Regions from separate parts of the Homo sapiens genome. Here region 1 is linked to region 2. The links are chromatin loops, found by intact Hi-C in ENCODE. Cell type or tissue: breast epithelium. All regions are shown on one strand. Links, peaks and the distances in the headings refer to the core of each region. The heading gives the core; the rest is flanking DNA. Region 1 has its middle 8.6 kb from the start of C19orf84. Region 2 holds the start of SIGLEC8 (sialic acid binding Ig like lectin 8).

Region 1 (8,967 bases), core at 520-8,519, 63 kb before region 2:
CTCTCGGCATCTCCTTGGCCCACTGGGGAGCCCCATTGCCCCATCCACCGCTTAGAACCAGACCCTTCCTTTCACTCTCCACTCCCTATCCCTACCGGCTTTAGACCTTCAAAGTTCCAAGATTCGACCTTCGGGGTCTCCCCATTTCGTAGGGGCTTACAGATTTCCTAAAATCCCCCTCCTCCCCGAACCCCCTTCCGTCCCTGGAGATTCTGGGGTCCCTGCTCTTTCCCATTCATTCCACCCCATCTACTTGGGACCCTTCCAAGGGCAAGGGGGGCCTCTCAGTGCCTCTCCTACCCTCATGTCCTTTCTCCTCTTTTAGGTCCAGGAGGTCATCTTTGCCTCCCTTCCTTGAAATCTCCCCAGATTTAGAGGCCCTCACCCAGCTTCTCCCCTCTCAGCCCTGTCGAGGTGTCAAGGTTCGGGGATCACCTTTGTTGTTGTTATTGTCGAGGCGTCAAGGTTCGGGTGTCACCTTTGTTGTTGTGTGTTTTTTTTTTTTTGAAACTGAGTCTCGCTCTGTCGCCCAGGCTGGAGTGCAGTGATGCGATCTCGGCTCACTGCAACCTCCGCCTCCCGAGTTCAAGCGAGCCTCCTGCCTCAGCCTCCCGAGTAGCTGGGATTACAGGTGCCTGCCACCAGGACTGGCTAATTATTGTATTTTCAGTAGAGACGGGGTTTCACCACGTTGGCCAGGCTGGTCTCAAACTCCTGACCTCAAGTGATCCACCCGCCTTGGCCTCCCAAATTGCTGGGATTACAGGCGTGAACCACAGCGCCCGGCCTAAGCCCTAGCTGTTCATTGCCACAATGAGAGGAAGTACAGGAAGGTGTTGAGATCATGGGCGTGGAGTCCAACTGACATGCTTGACTGATGTCACATACTGCTCTGCCCCTGAAAAGCTGAGTCACCTTGGGTAATTTGCTTAGCCTCTCTGAGCTTCAGTTTCACTCGGGAGCTGGCCAAGAACACTTGTCTCAGAGTTGCTATGACATTCGAACATGGCAGTGTACGTAAAGGGCTCGGCATGGAGCTTGTTCTCATTAAGCCCCATGGCACGTGGGCATCTATGCTTTTTTTTTTTTTTTTTTTGTAGAAAAAAGTTTATTTGCTGGTTATTGTTTGATCCTTGAAATACAATTCCTCACTGGTGATACTAGTATAAAATGGTGGTTATGAATCCATGCTAGCCCAACGAAAACTAATTTAACAAATTGGTAAAAAAAAAAAAAGAAGTCGTTTTTGAATCTCTATTAAGATTTGAACTAATACATAAGCAAATCTGTGCTAAAACTGGAACTGCTGGGCCAGGCGCGGTGGCTCACGCCTGTAATCCCAGCACTTTGGAAGGCCAAGGTGGGTGGATCACGAGGTCAGGAGTTCGAGACCAGCCTCACCAACATGGTGAAACCCCGTCTCTACTAAAAATCAGCTACTGGGGAGGCTGAGGCAGGATAATCACTTGAACCCAAGAGGCGGAGGTTGCAGTGAGCTGAGATCGCGCCATTGCACTCCAGCCAGGGGGACAGAGCAAGACTCCATCTCAAAACAAAACAAAACAAAAAACTGGAACTGCCTTCTCACACTACATATAATTTGCCTTCCAGCTTCAACCATCTGATGTTGAAATCTAAAGCACTCTCATGAGTTAAATGTCCCTGACAAACCATGTAGATGGACAAACCAGATTGGTGGTCTTTAACTGCTGGTGATAGAAAAAGGCTGCAGTTTAGTACTTAAACCTGCAGTTAGTGGTCAACTTTCCATCTAGGTAGAGTAACTAAGGAGAGCTGTGAAATATCAAAAGAAAACTAGAGGCCAGGACAAAGAGGCAATGTCAGTCAAGCCACTGCAAGCTGGTATGCACCCTTGTATTTCAGCCAAAGGCAGGCAATCCAAAATTACAGATTGCTTTCCTTAACTTGACCAAACAGTGCATTTTACCTCTGAAAGTCTTGTCAAGGGTTGCATTTCATTGTACCTAGTAAAACACAAAGTCCACTCTCATAAAAATATTATATTTTCCAGAAGAAATATTATATGTAATACACTGAAAATCACTGATTGCTTTTGCTTCTTTTTTTCCGTGAATGTGTAGGTGTTTGAGTCTCTTGTGTTTCTTATTTTACATAGGATATGGGCTGTTTGAAAACTATTTCATTAGCTTCATCATCGTCATTCATTTCAGCCATTTCAGATTTTCGTCTCTCCAAAAATGTTGGTGTACAAACTGGTGTGAGGCCCTGGATATCCACAGTCTTCTCAGGAGTGTCAAGAGTGCCTAAAACCTTTTTCTTCTTCTTATGTAAAAGATGGCCTTTTGTAGACGTCTGACAATTAGTTTTTGAAATACTTTCTGTTTTCTGGAAAATCAAAGAAGGAAGAAGGAAAATCATAATCAATTCCTTTTTTTTTTTTTTTTTTTTTGAGATTGAGTCTTGATCTATCGCCTAGGCTGGAGTGCAGTGGCCCAATCTCGGCTTACTGCAACCTCTACCTCCCAGGTTCAAACAGTTATCCTGCCTCAGTCTTCCAAGTAGCTGGGATTACAGGTGCCTGCCACCATGGCTGGCTAATTTATGTATTTTTAGTAGAGATGGGGTTTCACCATGTTGGCCAGGCTGGTCTCGAACTCCTGACTGTTGGGGTGATCAGACCCAACACTAGACTGTGGGGGCTATGAAGTCCGGCGGAGTCAAAGGAATGAGAAAAGACAAGAGTGCATAAGATGGGTCCAGGGGACCAATGCTAGTATGGAGGCTGCGAAGGCCGCAAGCTCTGGAAGCCCGCACTGTTTATTGGTGATCAAACAAAGAAGCAGGTAGTGAGGATGTGGGGGTTGAAAGAAAGTGGTGCATCAAGCGCATGATTTACAGCTGTGACAGTTTAGCATTTTCTTTGACGCATATGGAACATGTTCTGCTACTTGAGATAATGGGAAACATGTTCTTCTAGTTTAAGATACACTTGATCTATGAGCCTGGGAATGCTAGAAGCAAGGAGCCGGCAAGTCTAGACACATTCCAGAGGCCACGAGGGGTTTCATGCTCTGAGCCCTGGATTCCATCCAAGCCATGAGGGGTTTTATGCCCTGGGCTTAGATTACGGTGCCGCAGGGCAGCCTTCCACCCTTTAGCACAGAGCTTGGTGTTCCAAAGACCACAAGGGCTTTTAGACCCTGGACCCCGGCATGTTCCAAGACTCTTTATATTATGTCAGACTAGCAAGCCCTGCCTCAGCTTTTTTCTCACTACTTAGCTTTTCTCCAACATGACCCCCTTTTCTTTTTTGTAAAACCACCACAGCTATCATTGCTTGTTCTCGATGGTGGCTTTCTCTCCAGAGGTGGCTTCCGCATCTGCAGACTAAAAGGAGACAGCACAAGCACATAATTATTAGAACAGGATTTCCAAGTGTAGAGTTTTCAATGGCCTTAATCCGTTTAAGAGGATTGATTGCAGACAACCCATTGGCTGTCTTGTTCAAATTATCAGTTCCAGGGAGCAGGGCTAAGTGAGTCTGAGAGGCTTCAAAATCCTGCTCTTTTAGTTTTACAATTTAGAGGGTGAGATTTTCCTCTCTACCCTCTAGATGGCGTTTAACCTTCTTCCATCAGTGTTCTGTCTCATTGTAACTGAGGAGTAACACAAAAGTCAGATGTATTCCAGTCACATTGCATTTGAATTCTACTTTCTAAATTCATAATACGATCTCCCATCCAAATCTCTGTCTGACGGAGATCATTAATTTGGTTAACTATTTTTTTTTTATCTATTTGAGCTTGGGAGTTCCATAATTTTGTGGAATTCTTTTGCCACTTATTGACAAATTCAGCAGTTTTCACAGATGAATGTACAGCCACACCGGCTATTGCAGCGGTAGTAGTAACAGCAATGAGGCCAATTATAGCAAAGAAAAGAGCAACTATAAATCTTTGGGATAAGAGTTTTTTAAGGATTTAGTTACAATACGAATGGATGATGATGCCTCCCATGGTCTATTTAGAGACACATAGGGATCCAAACTCCTTCTCTGGCTTTAATTATCAGGATAGTCTGATTTTTATTAAAAGTTGGTAACATTTCCTGTTGCTAGCATAAAAGATGGCCGAACACAGCTTTGAATCCAAAAGGTCCTGTTGGAAAGAAAAGAGAGAGCATATTTATTTTTACCTCCCTCCCCTCTATACCTTTTATATGTACCCTCCCAACTTTTGATTGAACTTTCAGCCATAGCTAATTTCCATAATTCAGAATGTTCCTGTCTTATGGCAGGAGATATCATTTTTGGACTAGGGGCAACAATGCCAGCAGGACTCTATATGATAGGGGCATTAGCTTCCGTCCGAACATACTGTGTATGATTCCTTTGCCAGCGATTCCTCTGGTTTACTACATTTGTTCTACAAGAAGGCCTTCCGGTGCAATTTTCCTTAAAGATCCCCTTAGGGGACTAATCAATGGTGATTCCATAGGAATTATTTTGTAGCACCTCAGCCTTACTTGCTATACAATCTTCCCAAGTTCAAGCATCCACACCTTCAAACCAAACTTTGCTTCGCTCACATTCACGCTTATTAGGATGGAACTTCAGGGTTTTAGGATTGGAATAATTATATTTTAAACTACTCCCCCAAATCATATGCAAAGCAGCCTGTGATTTATTTTTTCCGGGGACTACTGCCAACCAAGCTTGTGTGTCAATCTGTAAGCATCCAACAACAGGTCCCAGGCATATGGGGGATATTTATATCCTATAGATATATTCATTTTATCATCCCTTCCTCATTAGGATGCATTGGCCCTTATTCAGAATGGAGTCGTTCTGGTTTGAATGCTTCTTACATATTTCCACTTTCCCTTTTACAAGAGGATCCTTAATCCTAAGGCTTGCAGAAGGATGAAGGTCCGTCTTCTGCAACTTCTTCATGCTGAATAGGGGTGATGATATTCCTGCCTAACTATTAGGGTCTCTTGTATTCAGGTAGAGAGGAGCTCAGTCAGAAAGCATTGGTCCGTTAAGCATCTATTGTACCTCTGAATCCCAGCAAAAGGTACAACCTTGGTGTTCCAGCAGTTTTTCAGCTTCCTGTGTGGTTTTTCTTGATCTGTCCCCATGTTATGGGGGTGGATGTCAGCATGACTCCGGTCGGTCCTCGTTCCGTCTTCGCATTCAGACTCAACTGGCTCATGGCTTGTACTGGGGGAACCAGGTCCACGGTTGGGATCCATGGATCTCTCCAGTCTCCCATTCCATGGTCGTACACATCTTGAGGGCATCCGCACGGTTTGTTCATCTCCTGCAAAAACACAAGCATACCCTCAAAGCCATGTTAGTAAATCTAGCGAAACAGAAGCAAAAACTTTTGTGGCTGTAGCCGGGAGGCATGCCATTGCTGAAGCATTTGTTCTACAAGCTGTAACTCAGCTTCTGCCTCTGTGGTTAATTACCATGGGGTAAAACTTTCCACTGATAATGAGAAACAGGCCCCTTCTAACAGAAGGCACAGAAAAAGCAAATCGAGGCTTATCCTTCTTGTGCAACAGTATAGCAGAAAAGCAATCCTTAAGCCTTCAATTTGCACTGTACAGGTGGGTCCACTAGATGCTGTAACTGATGATACATCTTCGGATGTTTGGTGGGCACCACACAGGCACCTGACTGTCACCTGGAGAGACACAAGCAAATCCTCTTCCCCATATAATTATCTTTCCTTTTTCTCAGCTCTTTGTATGTGCTTCCCTCCACCATATATCTTGTCCAGACTTTTTATTTTCCTTTTCTACATTCCTTTTTTGTGTGTCCAAATTGCCCACAATTAAAGCAAGAGCCTGAGAAACGGGGCACATTCCTTCCTACTTTCAATCCAGCCATAGCCTGAGCTAAAAGAGGAGCCCTATGCAAGGTATCTCCAATGCCATCGCAAGCCCCAGTATATTCAGCCAAATGAGCCTTCCCTCTCATAGGTCTGATGGCAGTTTGACACTCTGCATCAGCATTTTCATATGCAGGAAGCTGTATTACAACATCCTGAGCTGTTTTATCAGTTATGGCTTTATACACAGCCTCTTGGAGCCAAGCAATAAAATCAATATATGGTTCTTTAGGTCCCTGTCGGACGAGCTGAAAGAAGGATATTTTTCCGCTGTAACATTTATCCTTTCCCATGCCCGTAAGCATGCAGGGCACAGCTGAACAATGGCAACATCCTCCATTACTGCTTGATTTTCTAATCTACCCCAGTTGGGGCCAACTCCCATGAACTGTTCAAAGGAAACAGGCACAGGTGGCTGCGCTTGTGTGTTTTCCCTTGCCTGAGTTTGAGCTTCATCAGCCCACCAAGTTTTAAACTGTAAATACTGAGACGGAGTGAGAACAGATTTTGGTAAAGTATCCCAATTATACGGTATTAACCTAGTATCAAGAGCCACATTTTTTAACAAAGTTTGCACAAAAGGAAAGTTCGGTCCATATTGAGTAATGGCTTACTTAAATTCCTTTAATAACTTAAAAGGAAAAGTGGCCCAATTAGTTATATTCTGTCCTCCTTGCTGGATTATAGTAACTGGAAATTGCCATGCTTCAAGGTCTTCCTCAGTTCTAGCTTTTTTTTTTTTTTTTTTTAACAGAGTCTCGCTCTGTTGCTCAGGCTACAGTCCAGTGGTGCGATCTCGGCTCATTGCAACCTCTGCCTCCCGGGTTCAAGCGATTCTCCTGCCTCAGCCTCCCGAATAGCTGGGACTACAGGCGCACACCACCACGCCCGGCTAATTTTTGTGTGTCTTTAGTAGAGATGGGGTTTCACCGTGTTAGCCAGGATGGTCTTGATCTCCTGACCTCGTGATCCGCCCACCTCGGCCTCCCAAAGTGCTGGGATTACAGGCGTGAGCCACTGCGCCCGGCTTGCTCTAGCTTTTTGAATAGAATTTTGCATAGCACCACCAATTGCTCCAGGTTTTAATGTTGCAACTACAGGAGCAGAAAATTTTATAGCTAATTCACTTTCTCGCCCATTAAGGGGAAAGGGAGGAGGTGGCCATTCACTTAATTCAGCAGGTAGAGCCGATGGGCTAGTAAAATATACTTTTTTCGGTTTCCCCTTTTTTAACCTCTTCTCTTTTTTGCTCCTTGCATTCAGAATCTGAAGTTAGTTTTTTACACTCGTCCTCCTCTTCCTCATCTGAATCTCCCTCATCATCTGTTTGAAAGGGCTCAAGGGCTGCCTTTATTAGTGCCCACATTGACCAAACGGAAACTGGAATTTTTGCTCCCTCTTTATACGCCTTTTTAAAATCTCTGCCAGTTCTCTCCCATTCATCCAACTCCATAGTCCCTTGTTCTGGAAACCATGGGCAAAACTGCTTTACTGTACTAAAGAGTGATAACAAATTTTGAGTACTAACTTTCACTGCCCCTTTTTGTAATAAATGCCTTAAGAAATTCAGATAAGCAGAATGTTCGCTTTCACTTTGTCTGATTGTTACCCTGGTTCTTCTGAGCACTCAGCTTTCCCACCGAGCTTCTTTCAGTCATCCTCGGGTGTCCTCTGATGATACTTCCTCCACTTTCATGTCCTCTAGCGTTCCTTCACCGGGATCTTCATTGTCCCATGTTGGGCGCCAGGAATGCTGGGGTGATCAGACCCAGCACCAGGCCATGGGGGCTACAAAGTCTGGCAGAGTCAAAGGAATGAGAAAAGACAAGTTAAAAGTGCATAAGGTGGGTCCAGGGGTCCAACACTAGTATGGAGGCTGCGAAGGCCCCGAGCTCTGGAAGCCCGTACTGTTTATTGGTGATCAAACAAAGAGGCAGGTGGTGAGGATGTGGGGGTTGAAAGAAAGCACTGCATCAAGTGCATGATTTACAGCTGTGACAGTTTAGCATTTTCTTTGAAGCATATGGAACATTTTCTGCTACTTGAGATAATGGGAAACATGTTCTTCTAGTTTAAGATACAATTGATCTATGAGCCTGGGAATGCTAGAAACAAGGAGCCGGCAAGTCTAGACACATTCCAGAGGCCATGAGGGGTTCCATGCTCTGAGCCCTGGATTCCATCCAAGCCACGAGGGGTTTTATGCCCTGGGCTTAGATTATGGTGCCACAGGGCAGCCTTCCACCCTTTAGCACAGAGCTTGGTGTTCCAAAGGCCATGAGAGGTTTTAGACCCTGGACCCCAGACATGTTCCAAGACTCTTTTACATTATGTCAGACATGCAAGCCCTGCCTCAGCTTTTTTCCCAACACTCAGCTTTTCCCCAATACCTGACCTCAGGTGATCCACCCACCTTGGCCTCCCAAAGTGCTGGGATTACGGGCGTGAGCCACCGTGCCCAGCCAGCTAATTTCTTCCTGAGTAATCTTTATTTCTTTTTAAATCACTCCTCATCTGTAGCTTTTGTGTTAGTGTCCGATTCTGATTATACCATTTCGCTGATGGATTTGATGGCTGCTTAAATGGAATATTCCAGTGTTTAAAGAGTTCTTTATGTACTTTTCCAGGTGGCATAAAATGACACTCCAAGAGTCTTTCACCAAACAGGTAGTTGTTCATTGTTTCAGCAACTATCTTGGCAACATCCTCAGACTCAAACTCCACAAATGCATAGCCTTTGCCATTTCCAGTCATTTTACTTCTGGACAGTCTGAACTGTGTCACAGTGCCAAACTGGGAGAAATATGAAAAGATCTGGGTTTCGTTAAGTAGGGTTGTTCTTGTTTTTTTTGCTGGGTTATGTGCTTGCAAACCTGCGCCACCTCCTTTTGAAACTGGACATCTTCCTGCGGGTTAAGCAGTGAGATCTCAGCCAGGCCAGAAAAAGCTGCCATGCCAAAAGCGGCCGACACTAACTCCACGCGGTGCTCCTGGAAACGTCGGGCTCCCAGCTCCCATGAGGCAGAAAACGGGCATCTATTCTTTTAACATACGTATGTATACACAGTCCAAGTGATGGAACATCAGG
Region 2 (8,967 bases), core at 355-8,354:
CCGGAGACCGACTTATTTCAATCCCAACCCCCTCCCAGGCCCCATCCCAGCCCTGCCTTTCAGCCCCTCATGACCTTCCCCTGTGGCCTGTGCTGGAGCCCGTGCCTTACCTGTCACAAACACAGACAGCTGCTTAGTTTTGTAATTCAACTGTGATTTGTAACTCCATTTCATGCTTCCTCTCTCTAGCCGAAAGAAATATGACCCCTTATCCCTCTTCCTGGCGTCTCTGATGCTCAGGGAGCAGTCGTTGCTCCAAATGTCCCCAAGGAGTTGGAATCGGCCCTGGGTCTCTGCCTGCACTTCTCTGTCTGGGTTGTTTGTGGCCACTGGAGCGTCTTGGTATGGTCTGTCTCCTGCCCGGAACCAGTAGCCATGAACTGGGTCAGAGTCAGTCCAGCCATCCTGGGGGTAGGAGAAGGAGCAGGGCACATGGACACACAGGCCCTCCTGCACCGTCACCAGCTCCTGCACTTGCAGCAAGTAACCATCCCCATATTGTCTGTCTCCCTCCATCCCCTTTGTCCCCCAGAGCAGGGGCAGCAGCAGCAGCAGCAGCAGCATGTCTGGGTTTGAAGGCGCCAGGGCCGCCAGGGAACGTCTGTTCCTCAGGGTTCTTCTCTCAGAAACTGAGGTCTCAAGACTTAGGGGAGGTCCCGCAGGAGGTTGGGGGTGAAGTCAGAAAAGTGACCTCCTCAGAGGAGGAACTTCACACACAGACACTGTCAGGGCCGGGTCAGTCCTGGGAGATCCACTGTCCACCACCCCATTTCCACTCCTGGGAACCCTGAGGCCAGAGAGGGTGAGAAACTCATCCAGATTCCCACCCTATGCAGGGCCCAACCTCTTTCTTGCTTCCCGGACTTGCCCTTCCATTTGGGTAACATTTTCTGCAAGGTGAAATTGGGTCCCATCTGGCCAGACCCCTGAATCACCCCCGGGGCTGTCACTGTTTGTGGAGGTCATACCAGCCAAAGGTGGAACTCAGGGCCATGAGAGACTGGGGTGCAGGTGAGGTGAGCAGGCAGCCTCTCCTCCCTCTCTCAGCAGCAACGAAGTGGGCACCTCCTCTTTACACAACGAGGTCAACAGAGCAGAGCCAGACACTGTCCTCAAGGAGTCACTGTGCAGAGGGGAGACACGGAGGCTCCTGACGTCTGAGCTCCCCAGGACGGGAGCTTCAGTGGGGGGCACAGGCAAGGTGGGGTCGTTCTCCCCTAGGTCAGGGGTTCAGTCTCAGGAGGCCTGAGCAGAGGGACACGGGGCTGTGGAGGTGAGGATTCTGCATGTTGATACACACGAAGGACGGGGGGCGGGGGGAAGCCTGGCTCGCAGGAGGCCTGGGAAACTGAGGCTGTAACTGTTGTACTGTGGGGTTTGGAAGGGAGAAATGTCAGAAGGGAAAGGGTCAATTTGAAAAGGGCACACACTTCTCCCTTTGTTGCAGCTATCTGGGTATCAGAATGGGTTTCTTCACCACCCGTATCTTACTCAGCCACACTTCCCCTGGTTACTGCACAGCAGGCGGGGTCTGTCAGCCCTGGGGCTTTGCTCCTGCAGGCTCTGCTTCCAGGGGTCCAGGTGAACAGGTGTCATGGAACGAGGACACCAGCCCTGGGGTGTGCACCTTCAGCGATGGGCAGGATTTCTTGAGAGAAGAAATGTGCACCTGAATTCAACAGATGATGATGATGATGATGATGATGATGATGATTATTATTATTATTATTATTATTATTATTTGAGACGGAGTCTCTCTCTGTCGCCAGGCTGGAGTGCAGTGGCGCGATCCCGGCTCACTGCAACCTCTGACTCCCTGGTTCAAGCGATTCTCCTGCCTCAGCCTCCCAAGTAGCTAGGATTACAGGCATACGCCACCACATCCAGCTAATTTTTGTATTTTTAGTAGAGCCGGGGTTTCACCATGTCGACCAGGATGGTCTGGATCTCCTGACCTCATGATCCACCCACCTCAGCCTCCCAAAGTGCTGGGATTACAGGTGTGAGCCACCGTGCCTGGCCTCAACAGATTATTTTAAACTGTGTGGCTGGGGGCTGGGAAGAAGTTAAGGGGGATCCTGGGAGGCGGAGCCTCCTTAGACTCAGGTCAATTTTCTTGAAACATTTTTTGGGGGGTAAATATAAGAAATATAGATAAAAACAACCCCCAAAGAAGACCTCAGTGATTTACATACAACGAGCCCCCTCCTAGAAATGGCACATTGACAAAGTCCCCAGCGCTGCTCATTTGTTTCTCCTTCTTATTGGCCACACCCCACTCCCTCCCAAACGATCCCCTAGCCTCACTTTGGTGCAAATTGCCTCAATGCTTTTCTATATAGTTTTATTATCTGAGCAGGCTGCATTTACTAAGCTTTTGCACGTTTTTCTGAAGACTTTGTATACACAGAAAATCAAACTCTACTTTCTTCCACTCAGCTTCATGGATCTGCCCGTCTCCTATCTTCCCCTCATTACTTATAACCTGGAGTAGATCATTCGGCTGTGATAATTGAGAAGGGAAGGTGCAGGGCTTGGGTGTGCATAGCCGACTCCCACCCCCATCACCAATGCTTGCATTTGTAGCTGGTATCTCATTCTGCAGCCATTTCCCCCTCCTGGGCCTCCTATCCTTGCCCAGTAGAGACAGCTGCAGTATCTCAATAGTCAGAAGGGCCGAGCCATGGCACAGGTCTTTTCCATGGTCCCCAAGTGGTAATTGAAGCCTTCAGTGAAGACTCCTGTGCAGGCCTTGCTCTCCAGCAACTTAGCCAGGCTGGAACTACAATTCCCAGAATCCCCTTCCCTGTTTGCTTCCTGGACAAAGTTCACCACAAGGGAAGGGGGAAGTTGGAGCAGCAGCCCTGAGGGGTCCGTGTAGGGGCAGGAGCTGTTGCAGCTCTCACATATTGACGCTGACCACTGGCCCATCTCATAGGGAGACACGATAGCCGCTCACTTGTTCACCTGCTGGACGGCAAGGAGGGCGTGTGGGACACCACGGGCTATGCCTTAGGGAGCAGAGAATCATTGAATCCTGACATGGGGATTGGTGACCCACATGGACACAGGTGGCCCAGAGAGACACATACAGTGACAGGCAAGGGATCCATAAAATGGCATCCCAAATAGTTCTCTCATCCTAAGACGATGTCCCAGGGTCTCTTTGACCTGACAACTAGCGCCATTCACCTTTTCAGGGGAGACCCAGCTTCCCAGGGCAAAGGGAAGGACACAGCGCATCTCAGTACCCAGAATGCCCAATGCTTGGGTGTGTGTGTGTGTGTGTGTGTGTGTGTGTGTGTGTGTGTGATTGAGAGAGAGAGAGAGACAGAGAGAGAGAGACCCTGTGTGTGAGGGAGAGGGAGTGTCTGTGTGTACCTGTGTGTTTCTGTGTATGAGCTGAGCACTGCCTCCTTGGGCAGTGTGACAGTTAATTTGATGTGTCAGCTTCACTGCCCTGGGAACCCCCATTCGTGTGTCCTTTCATAACCTCATTCCTTACCCTTCACATGCACATAGAGCATTTCTGTAATTACATTCACATAGATCTCCCTTTTCTCCCTAAAGAGGTCTGTCCCTGCATCTCGCCTCTGTGTGTCTCTGACGTCCAGAAAGCAGGTGCTGGCCTGGGGTCTGAAGCAGGTGGAATTGGCTCTGGGTCTCCTCCTGCTCTTTTCCAACTAGATTGCTTCCAGCCACTTGAGGATCCTGATGGAAATGTCCCCTTTCTGGGACAGTAGCCTTGGACAGGGCTGGAGTCAGACAGGTACCCACAGGGGTGGAAGATGGAGCAGTGCGTAGTCACAGAAACCCTCCTGCACCTGCACCAACTCTGGGGCTTCCTGCCGGGATCTCATATCCTGAGCCAGATCCCCTGTGGGGAAATGAGGGTCAGCCCAGCCCAGCCCCATGGTTCCTCTCCCTGAGGCCCATTCTCCTGCCCACAGCAGGGGCAGCAGCTATTGCAGCGTGAGCTTCTTTAGGGTGAGCCTTGGTGTCGCAGGGCCCTAGAAGGGCCCCACAGGAAGCCTGGGGGTAAGATCAGAAAAATAACTGACCACAAAAGAGGACCTTGGCCCCGACACTGCCAGAGCTGTCAGGGCTCCTGGGGAGTGGCCATTTCTACTCTCCGGATGGGTCTTCAGTGTGGGCCACACACAGCAGGGAGGCCCCGACCCACAGCTGCAGGCTCTCTGCCCACAGCCTTTCCCTCCCACAGCACTGTCCACACCAGGGAAGCAGGCACTGCCTGTCCATTACAGCTTCTAGGTGCTCGGGAGGGTCAGTCCTGCCAGAGCTGGGACTCAGGAGGGGCTGGCGGAGGAACCACGAGGCATGAGAGATGGGGAGGGGTCCCCCGAGGCGGGAGAGGTGATGTTTAATGAATGAGCACAATCACCACATCAGGAGCATCTCCTCCTTTCAGGGGGATGGAGGCAAAGGGGAGAGTGTGACAGACTCTGTCTCCTTCCTTGGGAAGTTCCCTAATGAACGAGGGGGCAGAGGAGCCCTGGGCCACCCCAGCTCCTGTTAGTAAGGGCTGTGATGCTTGAAACACAGGCAGGGCTTGTGGAACCCCGAGGGCCCTGTGCAGCTAGAAGGTGCGGTCTCAGGTATACTCGGGCAGAGTGGACGGGACCAGGACTCTGAGGTGCTGTGAGCATGCGGCCCCACAGGTGGTCCCCAGCCTTCCTAACCTTCTCAGTGCCCCCTGCCCAGCATGCCTGGTGGTGACTGCACAGCCGAGGCCCTGTGAGCCCAGCATGGGGAGCAAGGCTGAGCCCAAGATGCTAGGGGAGGCCCTGGCTCTGGAGTGTGAGGGTCCTGGGCCCTCTCCCTCCAAGTCTCAGTCTCCTCATCTGTCCCCTGGAGGGATCACAGCACCCACCCCTCAGCCTGAGGGAGAACCCAGCTCGAGGAGGCGACGTTCTCTGCAGACTCAGGCATGGCCAACATGCTCTGTGTCCCTGGGCAGGCCCGAAGCATCCACGTGTCTGGCCCTAACCATTCTCAGGGGTCACTCGGAGTCCTGCCCTCAGTAAGGAGCTCCTGGTGGTCCACACTGCTCTGGGGCTTCCTCAGCTGAGGCCTCACAGAGAGAGTTCAGGGGTACAGGCTCTGTAGCTGGATGGCTGCTGGCTTGAGCTGGGCTCTGTAAAACCCACGGTGCTGTCTTGGGAGGGGGCTTACCTGCACTGTGCATCGTCGGATGTCAACACTTACGGGGTGTCAGGGATGAACTGTGTCCCCTACAAATTCCTATGCTGAAGTCCTAACCCCCAGCACCTCAGAAAGTGACCATATTTGGAGACGAGGACTTATAAAAAGGTGACTAAGTTAAAATGAAGTTGTTAGCTCTCATCCTACATGAGCTGTGTCTTTATTAGAAGGGGTGATTAGGGGTGGAGTGTGGTGGCTCAGGCCTGTAATCCCAGCACTTCCGGAGACCGACACGGGCAGATGACTTGAGGTCAGGAGTTGGAGACCAGCTTGACCAGCATGGTGAAACCCCGTCTCTACTAAAAATACAAAAATTATCCAGACGTGGTGGCATGTGCCTGTAATCCCAGCTACTCCAGATGCTGAGGCGGAAGAATTGCTTGAACCCGGGAGACGGTGGCTGCCGTGAGCCAAAATGGTGCCACTGCACTCCAGCCTGGGCGACAGAGTGAGGCTCTGTCTCAAAAAAAAAAAAAAAAAAAAAAAAAAGGTGTGATTAGGACAGCGACATACTCGGGAGAAAGACCACGTGGGACACAGGGAGAAGATGCCACCCGCAAGCCACCGAGAGGCCTCAGAAGGAAGCAACGCTGACCACAGCTTGGTCTCAGACTTCCAGCCTCCAGAAGGGTGGGAAAACAAAGGCGTTGGTGAAGCCACTCGGTCTGTGTTCCTTTCTCAAGGCGGCCCTGGCAAGAGAGTCCATGGAGTGGTCGAGAGGATTCGATGTGTTCCTGTGAGCACAGCCCGGTGTGGACCGCGGTGGATGCAGAGTCCCACAGGGGTCTGGGACAGCCTGTAACATGGGATGCTCAGAGGATGGAAGGAGAAAAGGGAAGGGAAGGGCTCCTCACCAGAGGAAACCTGTGCTGCTGCCGCCCTGTCTCTGACATCTGCAGGGCTGCCCCCTCCACCCACACTCTCCCTCCCTCCCCAGGACCGGGCAGGGCTCTCAGCCGCAGCCCCTCGCTGCCCCTGCACCCTGGGCAGTTGCCTCCCATCTATGGGGCGGAGCCGCCTGGGCGTCTGGGCTGGGCGAGGCGGAGCCTGGAGGGGCACCGGCCACGGGCAGGGGAGACAGAGGCGGGCACAGCCTGGCGGGGTCCGGGCTGAGCCAGCGGGGAGGACGGGGCTGTGGGAGCCCAGCGGAGAGGGTGAGGATCCGCGGGCAGGTGGGACAGGTGAGCTGGGAGGTGAGAGATGGGCAGGGCTGCCTGAAAGGCAAGTTCATCCCAGAGCAGCGAGCAGGGCGCAGCCAAAGGCCGTGGGGGAAACAGCGGCGAGAAAAAAACGGCCAAAATTCTGCCCGCAGTGCGCCTGTATCCTAGTGCGGCGGCCACAAAAATATTGTTGAGTAGCAAGAAGTGTTTCGAAAGTGTGCAGTGGGTAAAGTGTGAGAAAATAAAGCCGATTTCATCGAGAAAAAGAGAGACAGAGAGAGAAAGGGCCCATATCAACCCAAAGTCATTACTCTTCATCACGATTATATTGCATTTTTCCCATCTACTACAGCGTTAACTTCATATAAACTTTATGAAGACATACCTTACGTATAATAAAAAGCACACATTGTAAGCATACAGTTAAATTAGTTTTGGCAAATGTAAACACCCTGTAACTATGTCCTCAATCAAGATAGGGAATCTTTTTTTCATCCCTCCAAGCTTTCTTATTTTCTTTCTTTTCTTTTTTTTTTTTTTTTTTTTTTTGAGACGGAGTCTCGCTCTGTCGCCCAGGCTGGAGTGCAGTGGCGCGATCTCGGCTCACTGCCAGCTCTGCCTCCCGGGTTCACGCCATTCTCCTGCCTCAGCCTCCCGAGTAGCTGGGACTACAGGCGCCCGCCACCACGCCTGGCTAATTTTTGTATTTTTTAGTAGAGACGGGGTTTCACCTTGTTAGCCAGGATGGTCTCGATCTCCTGACCTCGTGATCCACCCGCCTCGGCCTCCCAAAGTGGTGGGATTACAGGCGTGAGCCACCGCGCCTGGCGCTTTCTTATTTTCTATCCCAGTCAGTGTTTCACTTGCAGCCATCACTTACGTGATTCTCATCACTATCTATTAGTTTTTTCTATTCTGGAGCTTCATATAAATTGACTCACACAATATTTATGTATCTGGCTTCTATCAGTTTGTTAAAGACGTGTATACGTTAAATGTATATGCACCCAATAACAGAGCATCGTTTATCAAAATGTCAAGTATCTTACCTGACTATAGTTGAAAACAACTCAAAACCAGTAACAAGAGGAACATTAGAAACTACACAAATATATTAAAATTAAACGACATGCTTCTGAACAACCAATGAGTGAAGAACAAAGCTAAAATTGAAATTTAAAAATTCATTGAACAAATTAAAATAGAAACACAACATGCCAAAAACTATAGGACAGAGAAAATTAAGTATTAAGAGGTAAGTTTATAGCAATAAATGTTTACAGGAAAGACTAGAAAGATTTCAAATAAACAACAATGCATCTCAAGAAACTAGAAAAGCAAGAACAAAGCAAACCCAAAATTAGTAGAAAAAAAGAAATAATAGGGCCGGGCGCGGTGGCTCATGCCTGTAATCCCAGCACTTTGGGAGGCTGAGGAGGGTAGATCACCTGAGGTCGGGAGTTTGAGACCAGCCTGACCAACTTGGAGAAACCCCACCTCTACTAAAAATACAGAATTAGCTGGGTGTGGTGGCGCATACCTGTAATCCCAACTACTCGGGAGACTGAGGCAGGAGAATTGCTTAAACCCAGGAGGCAGAGGTTGCGGTGAGCCAAGATTGCACCATGACACTTTAGCCTGGGCAACAAGAGCAAAACTCTGTCTCACAAAAAAAAAAAAAAAGAAAAGAAAGAAAGAAATAATAAAGAACAGAGCACAAATCAAATTGAGACAAAATAATACAAAAGATCAACAAAACACGAAGTTGGATTTTTTAAAAGGTAAACAAAACCAACAAGCCATCAGCTAGAGTAACTAGGAAAAAAAGAGGGAAGACGAAAATAAATAAAATCAGAAATGAAAAAGATGTCACAACGGATACCACAGAAATACAAAAGATCATGAAAGAATATATGAACTATATGCCAATAAATTTGAAGACCTAGAAGAAACTGATAAATTCCTCGACATATAGAATCTGCTAAGATTGAAACAGGAAGAAACAGAAAACCTGAACATATCAATGACATGCAACAAGATTGAATCAGTAATAAACCTCCCAACAAAGAAAGAACAGGACTAGATGGCTTCCCTGCTGATTTCTAGTGAACATTTAAAGAATTAACATAAATTCTTCTCAAAATGTTCAAGAAAAATTGAAGCAGAGGGAACTTGTCCTATATCCTTCTGTGAGGCCAGCATAATCCTGATACCAAAAATAGACAAGGACACAACACAAAAGAAAAACTACGGGCAAATAACCCTGATAAATATAGACATAGAAATCTCCAAAAAAATACTAACAAACCAAATCCAGCAAAACACCAAAAAGATAATGTACCATAATCAAATGGGATTTATCCCAGGAATGTTAAGGATGGTTCAACATATGTAAATCAATAAACATGATACATTATGTCAACAGAATGAAGGACGAAACCTATAAGATCATCTCAATTGTTGTAGAAAATGGGTCTGATAAAATTCAACATTCTTTCATGATAAAATCTCTCAATAAATTAGTTATGAAAGTAAAGTAACTCAACCCCAAAAAGACCACATAGAAAAACCCATAGCTAACATC

What was found. Hi-C counts contacts between places; a loop is a spot of excess contacts. Peaks named below come from ENCODE experiments on the same cell type or tissue, not always from the same donor. Only the 100,000 strongest peaks of a DNase experiment are listed, where the experiment ranks them.
Region 1: it touches region 2 in a loop (20-fold over the local background); 3 of 110 quality-filtered maps call a loop at or near these places.

Annotation. Positions count from the first base shown.
Region 1 is chr19:51,394,694-51,403,660 of GRCh38, forward strand. It overlaps the pseudogene NIFKP6. Among named protein-coding and RNA genes, the nearest start is that of C19orf84, 8.6 kb to the left of the region's middle. RefSeq lists an enhancer at 821-1,030. In breast epithelium, for the core only: a CTCF peak has its summit at 3,608; a DNase peak (open chromatin) is centred at 846.
Region 2 is chr19:51,457,824-51,466,790 of GRCh38, forward strand. It overlaps SIGLEC8 (sialic acid binding Ig like lectin 8), which reads right to left and starts at 631. Exons shown (of 7, transcript NM_014442.3): 1 at 111-631. The coding sequence starts at 564. It also overlaps the pseudogene SIGLEC25P. RefSeq lists an enhancer at 5,394-6,142. In breast epithelium, for the core only: no CTCF peak of the experiment used is centred there; a DNase peak (open chromatin) is centred at 4,043; H3K4me3 peaks cover 468 bases; H3K27me3 peaks cover 4,783 bases.